2 separate regions of the Homo sapiens genome follow, and region 1 is linked to region 2. Evidence: chromatin contacts called from ENCODE Hi-C or POLR2A ChIA-PET data. All regions are on one chromosome and are shown on one strand. Each heading gives the region's core, a stretch centred on a gene start or an enhancer-like site at or near the end of the contact. The rest is flanking DNA. Distances are from core to core; before and after follow the strand shown.

Region 1 (3,803 bases), core at 477-2,976, 520 kb after region 2:
ACCACCACTCCTGGCTAATTTTTTCATATTTTTGCTTTATTTTTTATTTTTTGAGATGGACTCTTGCTTTGTAGCCCAGGCTGGAGTGCAGTGCCGCGATCTCGGCTCACTGCAATCTCTGCCTCTGGGGTTCAAGCAATTCTAGCACCTCAGCCTCCCGAGTAGCTGGGACTACAGGCGTGCACCACCACGACCAGCTAATTTTTTTTTTTTGTATGTTTTATTTTTTGAGATGGAATTTTGCTCTGTCGCCCCGGCTGGAGTGCAGTGGCCCGATCTTGGCTCACTGCAACCTCTGCCTCCAGAGTTCAAGCGATTCCCCTGCCTCAGCCTCCTGAGTAGCTGGGATTACAGGCATGTGCCACCACACCCGGCTAATTTTTGTATTTTTAGTAGAGACGGGGTTCCACGATGTTGTCCAGGCTGGTCTCAAACTCCTGACCTCAGGTGATCCGCCCACCTCGGCCTCCCAAAGTGCTGGGATTACAGGGGTGAGCCACCGGGCCCAGCCAATGAGATATTTAACTTACTTTTGCCTCCTGAGGCCTGTGCCTCGGTCTTCCTGAATCCCGTGTGCAGGTCAGGACACACAACAGGCCCTCAACAATTTGTTGTCTGGCTTCCTGGAGGAAGAAGCAGCGAGGTTGCTATGGGCTCCCTAGGCCCTAGCTGCAACCGGGACCCAGAGTTGGGCTGCAGGGCGGAAATGGTGCTGCAGGGGACCTGGGAGCAGCTCCAGGGCCTGGTTCCCAGGACTCACAGCTGCATCCTCCCCGGGGGACCCCAGCTGGCGCTGCGCAGCCGGGAGGCTCCTGTGTGTCCTGCAGGCTCATTCCTACGGAAATCGAGGCTGGACCTGGGGATCCTCTGATGAGGTCTCCAGGAGCCCTCCACCTCACCCCAAAGATTCATCTATAGCCCCACAACCCTGGGTTAGATTCATCCCTTCTTGTGGCACAGAACTCTGTATTTTTAAAATTTTAACTTATTTTGATCTTCTTCTTTTTCTTTCTTTCTTTTTTTTTTTTTTTTTGTAGAGACAGGGTCTCCCTAGGTTGCCCAGGCTGGTTTCAAACTCCTGGGCTCAAGGGATCCTCCTGCCTTGGCCTCCCAAAGTGCTGGGATTCCAGGCGTGAGGCACCACACCTAGTTGGAATCTGCATTTTAAAATGGACTCTCAGATCTTTCTGACGCGAAGGGTTCCCCGAGGCCGTACTTTGAGAAACACGCTTCTGCCGAAATTCCTATTACCCAGGCGGGTAAACTAGCCCCAGAAGGAGGAAGGGGCCCGTGCAGAACCACGTGGTTGGTCTGTTTTGCCTTTTGGCTCTCTGGTCTCTTCCTGTTGGTGTCTCTGTGCCTCCCTCCCCAGGTTCTCTGTCTGTCTCGTACTCTTATCTCTTCCCTTTTCTGTGGCCGGCACCCCCACGACGGCCTCGCCCCCGCATCCGGGCCCCTTCGCGATTCCGGAGGAATCCCCCAGAGCCGCCTGACCCCGCCCCCAGGCTCCGCCCCTTCCCCCCACTTCCCCCCCGTCGCAGTGCCCTGCTCCCATTGGCCTTTTCGTACATTGCCCGCCCTGTCATTGGCTAATCCGGAGCGCTCGGCCCGCCCCCCAGGCCTGGCAACTCTCCGGTCCCTTCCGCGCGGGCGGGGCGAGTGGAGGGCGTGGCCTGCCGAGGGGCGAGGCGAGTGGAGGGCGGGGCCGCGCTGCCCGCCCCGCCCCGGCCCCGGCCCCGGCTCCGGCGCTGCTCCCACCGCCGCGGCAACGGCCCCGGCCCACGGAGGCGGCTGGACGGACCCCCGACGGTTGGACGTACGGACTCTGCTTCGAGAGTAGGTGAGCGAGCAGTGCCGGGGCGCCCCCCATTTCAGCGCATCTCGGGGGCCACCTGGCCGCCCTCTGTCTCTCCCGCCCCTTAATGCTTCTGCACCCCACCGCCTGTCCGTCTACATTCCTGCCTCAGTTTCCGTCTGTCTCTCTGTCACTCTCGCTGTATAGGTTAGGGGGAGACAGATTGAGTCTCAATTGCCCCCCTTGGCGTGGGGCTCTGCTCTGGGACCAGCACCCCCATCCCCCATGTGGACTCTAGTGGACTCTGCCCCCTTTAACTGTAGGGCCGCAGGTGCTCAGGCCAGATTCCAGAACCCTGAGGGCATTCCAGGCGGTGGGCAGCTGGGCCAGCCGTGCGGAGGTGGGCATGACTGTAGCTTCTAGCTAAACCAGGCATCGGTCCAGGCATCGGTGGCGGGGAGCCAGGCCTAGGCCAGCCCGGGCCCACCCAGACTGGCCCCTAATGAGCTCCCAAGTGGCCTGTGGGGACTTGGCCTCAGTTTTGCCAGCTGTGAACTGGGACCGTCGCTGCTAAGGTAATTGGCAGGTGATCTGAAGGACACCTGCCGCCTCCTGGCCTTTTCTGTGAAGTCGAACTAGGCCCATTTCCTGGGATGGGAAACTAAGGCCTAGAAAGAGGCCAATGCTTCCAATGTTTGTCCAGGGAAGTGGGGACAGAGGCAGGACAGAATCTGTTTTCTCTGCATCCTCACATTTCCCAGCACCTTCTCTATGGAGGGGGGAAGGGCTGGTGGAGGAGCAGCCCCAGGTGTAAACAGGCCGCCAGAGTTTATTTCCTGAGCCAGTCCCAGCTCAGCTGGAGGCGATGAACGCCTTGGGAGGCCCCAGGGGGGCCAGCCCAGTGGTGGCGGAGCTTGGACCAATCTAGGTTTGAGCTCTGCCACCCGCATGATATCTTGAACCAGTTTTTCAATTCTGCGGAGCCTCAGTTTCCTCATCTGTAAAACAGGAGTGGGTCGTAACTCCCCAAGTTGAGGGCTGCTGGGGGATCAGATGCAGGAATACAGGCCCTGCTCATAACCTGCCTGACTCTCGCTGTGGCTCTGCCCCAGTCACACTGGCCTCCTCCTGTTTCTCCAACACCCCAGGCGAGGTCCTCTCTCAGGGCCTTTGCATGGGCTGTGCCCTCTGCCACTACGGCAGGTCCGAGGGCGCCAACTTTGAAACATAACAAGCTCCCTGGATGGGCCGGACCCAGGACCTGCACAGGCAAGGGCTGGGAGGGGCAGAGGAGGGGCCGCTCAGGGACGCTGTACCTATGGAAACCGTGAACAAAGGGCTGTCTCCAGCCACACAAACACCTGGGTGAATCGGGCACTGGCCAGAGGCTGGAGCAGCCTGGGATACAGGTGGTGGGTGAGTGCCTGGACCCCTGCAGGGAATATGGGGCCGGGGGGGGGACTTGAACCCTGCTCCAATGGTGGGGTGGCTCTGCAGACGGGTGCAGGTCTGAGGCCCCGCGGTACGGCCCCTCCCACTGTGTGGCCTTGGACCGACGGTCAGGTGCCCCCAGAGCCTCAGTTTCCTCATCCCCGTTCCCCCAGGGGTCAGCCCAGGTGGGTGAGGGGTCTTTTGATTGCTTGACAATTCAGTATGGTGGGTTCCGGAGGCCTCAGTGTCCCTGTCTGTCCAATGGGGCCACGAAAGGGTGCCTTGAGGACAAAACTCCAGCCGTTGACAGGGGAACACTCCTCCCAGAGAGACGTCAACGCTAAAAAATGACTCACACTTGCCCAGGTACAGCTCAGGTGTTACAGACGGGGAGCAGGGCAAGGAGGCAGAGCGAGAGGCAGGAACGGCCCAGTTCCACAGCATGCCTGCCCCTTCCCAGCATCTCCCGACACCCCTCAGCAGATGACCTCCCTGGAATCACACCCGCTCGAGCTTTGACGCAGGGACCTCTGGCAGAGTTCTTGGGATCTTGTAAATCCCCAGCTTCTAGGCCTCA
Region 2 (4,238 bases), core at 1,430-3,929:
AGCAGGAGATGCCCTCTCAGAGATGCCCATCTTGACATCTTGACCTCCCTGGGACCCCATCCTGACCCCCTCAGAACCCCAACATGAGACCCCTAGGACCCCCTGCTCTGCCCTCCCAGAACCCCCACAACATGACCCCCCGAGGACCCCCTAACCTGACCCCCCCAGAATCCCCCAACATGACCCCCGAGGACCCAACCTGACCCCCCCCACAACATGAACCCCCTGGAACCCCTGTCCTGATCCCACTAGACCTCCCCCAGCAGAAACCCCTCCATCTGGAACCCGCTAGAACTCCCATCCTGACCCCGCTAAAGCCCCCCCATGTCCTGACACCCCTAAGACACCCCCTTGTCCTCAGATACCCCAGAACTCCCACCCTGACCCCCCCAAAGTCCCCCGATCCTGACCTTTCTAGGGTCTCCCACCCCATCGTGACCCCCTAGGACACCCCTCTCCCACATCCTGACCCTTCTGGGAGCCCCCTGTCCTCCCCTCTCTTCCCTTTTCCCTGGTTGTCTATGGACCTCCTCACCCCATCCTCTCCCCTAAGGGACCCCCCTGCCCCACCTTGGCACCCTAGGTGCCCTCTTCATCCCATGCCAACCTCATTACTCAGGGACTCATTCCCCAAAAGGACCGCTCCCCGCCCCCCCAAGACCTCTCAGCCTGTCCTCCCCACCCAGGTGCTGCACTCTCAACCTGTGGCTCAGGCACCCTCCCACCCCATCTCTCCCCCATAGGAACCCTCCCACCCCATCTCTCCCCCATAGGGACCCTCCCACCCCATCTCTCCCCCATAGGGACCCTCCCACCCCATCTCTCCCCCATAGGGACCCTCCCACCCCATCTCTCCCCCACAGGGACCCCCTCACCCCATCTCTCCCCCATAGGGACCCCCTCACCCCATCTCTCCCCCATAGGGACCCTCCCACCCCATCTCTCCCCCATAGGGACCCCCTCACCCCATCTCTCCCCCATAGGAACCCTCCCACCCCATCTTTCCCCCATAGGGACCCCCTCACCCCATCTCTCCCCCAAGGGACTCGCTTCACTATCATTTCAATATGCAGAACACCCCTTGCCTATCCTTCCCCCACAGGCCCCCACCGACACATCCTCTCCTCCCAGGGACCCCCTCAACCCCATCTCACAATTCAGGGGCCCTGCACCCCATCTTCTCTCTGCAAGGACATCTCCTTGGCCTGATCTCACGACTTAGGGATTCCAAACCCCATCTTTTCCCCAAAGGGATCTCCCCTCACTCCAATCTCATTACTCAGGGACCCCACCATCTCCCCGATTTCACTATTCAGGGACCGTTCACCCCATTTCACTACTCAGAGACCTACCACCATTCTGCTACTCAGTGACTCCATGCCCTGTCTTTTCCCACAGGGACCTCCCTTGGCCCTATCTCATTATTGAGGGACCCTTACCCCGTCTTTTCCTACCAGGGACCCTACCCCATCTCAGTCTCATTACTCAGGGACCCCTCACCCCATCCTCTCCCCTCTGGAGCCCCCTTGCCCAGATTTCCTCCTCAGGGGCTGCCTGACCTCCCCACACCCCATCCTCTCCTCTCAGGAATGCCCTGCACCCCGATTTCCCTACTCAGGGTCTCCCCTCACCCTCATCTCATGACTACGGCAACCTTTACTCCGTCCTTTCCTCTTAGGAACTCTTCACCCTCATTTCACTACTCAAGGACCCCACACTGTGTTCTCTCCTCTTAGAGATACCCCTCACCCCGATCTCACTGCTTGGGGAGCCTCATCCTGTTCTCTCCTTGGGGACACCCCTCATTCCGATTTTCCTACTGAGGGACTCCCCTCACCCCAGCTTCACTTTTCAGAAGCCCCACACCCCATCTTCTGCACTGCAGGGACCTCCCCTCACTCAACCTCGCTGCTCAGGGACCCCTGTCCCCATCCTCTCCTCTTAGAGACATCCTTCACCCCAACTTCACTACTCAGAGACTCCCGTTATCCCAATTCCACTCTTCAGGAACCCCACACCCCATCTTTTCCACCACAAGGACCTCCCCTCGCCCAATCTCACTGCTCAAAGACCCCCCTGCCCCGTGCACCCTTCGCCCCGTCCTCCGAGGGCCCCCTGCCCCGTCCTCCCCCGAGGGCCCCCTGCCCCGTCCTCCCCCGAGGGTCCCCTGCCCTGTCCTCCCCTCGAGAACCCCCTGCCCCGTGCACCACTCACCCCGTCCTCCCCCGTGACCCCCCTGCCTCGTGCACTCCTCGCGAACCCCCGTCCCCTCGCCCCGTCCTTCCCCGAGGGCTCCCTGCCCCGTGCACCCCAAGCCTCCGGCTGACCCCTGCCCACTCACTCGGAGGCGCCCTCGCTGGTAGGGGATGGGCCCTCGGCGATGGTAGGGTTGATGGTGAGCGCCGGCAGCACCGGCTTCCTCCGGGCCAGCATCGGGGCTCCGCGGGCCGGCGGCGGCGGCGCCTCTAGCCGGGGCCCATAGGGGGCGGGCCGGGAGCGGTCGGCGCCTACGCGAGCCCGGGGCTGCGGCCGCGGCCCAGGCCGGCGTCGGGGCGGCCGAGGGCGGGCGGCGCTGCGGGCCTGGGCCGAGGGTAGCCGAGGGGCGCTGGGGCTGAGGCGAGCGAGCCGCTACCGCTGCCGAGGCCCGAAGAAGGCTGACGCCGCAGCCCGAGTCCGAGAGGCAGGGGGAGGGGAGGGGCGGCCACAAGATCGCGGACCGGCTTCTCGCGATAACGGGATCGGGAGCCGCGATGGACCCCACCCCCAGCCGCCGCGCCTGCGCAGCAGCACAAGGCCGCCTTTCGGAGGGGAAAGGGGCGGAGACCGACGCGAGGCGGTGCCGGGACCGGGCGCCCTCGCTTGCCTTACCACGGCGCGTGTGCCCAAGCGCTTGGGGCATGAGGCGCGGGAGCAGGGGAGGAGACGGAGGGATGAAGGCTGGGGTGATGGTCGTGCACAGGTGGGCAGGGTAGCCAGACTCCTGAGAGCCTGTGGTGCCCCAGGCTGGGGCTGAGAGAACCCGTAAGACCCCAGAACAGTGGACGAGACCCACCCAGAGTCCATTTAATCTTTTTGGCAAGCGTGGACACACGCCCCTAGCCCCCACCGCCTTAGAGTGTCAGTTACTCCCCCTCCTTCATCAGAACAAGGCCACTCTAAAACATTTTTAAAATTTATTTTAATTGACAAATAAAATTGCATATATTACTATGCGCATGTTGAAACATTTTTATTATAAAATACACATAACATAAAACTTGTCATTTTAACCATTTCTAAATGCACAGCTCAGCGGCATTAAGCAACCACCACCACCACCATCTCCAGAATTTTCTCATCTTCCGAAACTGAAACACTGTCCCCTATGAAACCTCACTCCCTATCCCCCTCCCCAGCCCCTGGAACCCAACGTCGTACTTCCTGTGAATCTGATGATTCTAGGGACTTCATATGAGTAGGATCACACAGGTTTTGTCCCTTTGTGGCTGGCATATTTCACTGAGGGCCACGTCCTCAAGGTGCCTGTTGTAGCTGTGTTAGATCCACGTTGTAACCTGTGTTAGAATTTACCCACTTGACTACTCCGGGCATACTTCCAATCGGGTAGCCCTGCTCCAAAAAAGAGCAGAAAAAAAAAAAAAAAGAAAAATTTCCCTTTTTTTTTTTTTGAGACGGAGTCTCGCTCTGTCACCCAGGCTGGAGTGCAGTGGTGCGATCTCGGCCCACTGCAAACTCTGCCTCCCGGGTTCACGCCATTCTCCTGCCTCAGCCTCCCGAGTAGCTGGGACTACAGGTGCCCACCACCATGCCCGGCTAATTTTTTTGTATTTTTAGTAGAGACGGGGTTTCACCGTGTTAGCCAGGATGGTCTCCATCTCCTGACCTCGTGATCCACCCGCCTCGATCTCCCAAAGTGCTGGGATTACAGGCGTGAGCCACCGCACCCAGTCAGGATTTTCCTCCTTTTTAAGGCTGAATAATATTCTATTGTGTGCATGGACTATATTTTGCTTATCCATTTATCTGCCACTAGACACTTCGGTGAATCGTGCCGCTATGAACACAGATGTACAAATATCTGTTTGAGTCCTTGCCTTGAGTTCTTTTGGGTATATGTTCTGAAGAGGAATTACTGGATTATATGGTAATTCTATGTTGAACTTTTTGAAGCACCACCTTACTATTTAATACAATAGCCGTACCACTTTATAAGAAAGGTCATAGGCTGGGCGCGGTGG

The links. A loop is a pair of places that touch in the nucleus more often than their neighbours do. ChIA-PET counts read pairs that join two places held with the same protein, here RNA polymerase II (POLR2A). Pooled maps may share reads with other maps.
Region 1: a loop to region 2 is called in a map of naive thymus-derived CD4-positive, alpha-beta T cell, with 10 times the contacts of the local background. The contact joins the promoter of TNFAIP8L1 here to the promoter of MAP2K2 in region 2. A Hi-C loop is called at or near these places in 1 of 168 maps with a recorded cell type or tissue (naive thymus-derived CD4-positive, alpha-beta T cell) and 7 of 50 pooled maps. POLR2A ChIA-PET finds 5 or more read pairs at or near these places in 2 of 52 experiments (GM10248 and H1).

Annotation. Positions count from the first base shown.
Region 1 is chr19:4,637,790-4,641,592 of GRCh38, forward strand. TNFAIP8L1 (TNF alpha induced protein 8 like 1) reads left to right here and starts at 1,727. Exons shown (of 2, transcript NM_152362.3): 1 at 1,727-1,840. RefSeq lists silencers at 1,248-1,327, 1,388-1,827 and an enhancer at 1,728-2,727.
Region 2 is chr19:4,121,443-4,125,680 of GRCh38, forward strand. MAP2K2 (mitogen-activated protein kinase kinase 2) reads right to left here and starts at 2,680. Exons shown (of 11, transcript NM_030662.4): 1 at 2,342-2,680. The coding sequence starts at 2,433. RefSeq lists silencers at 2,273-2,522, 2,713-2,832.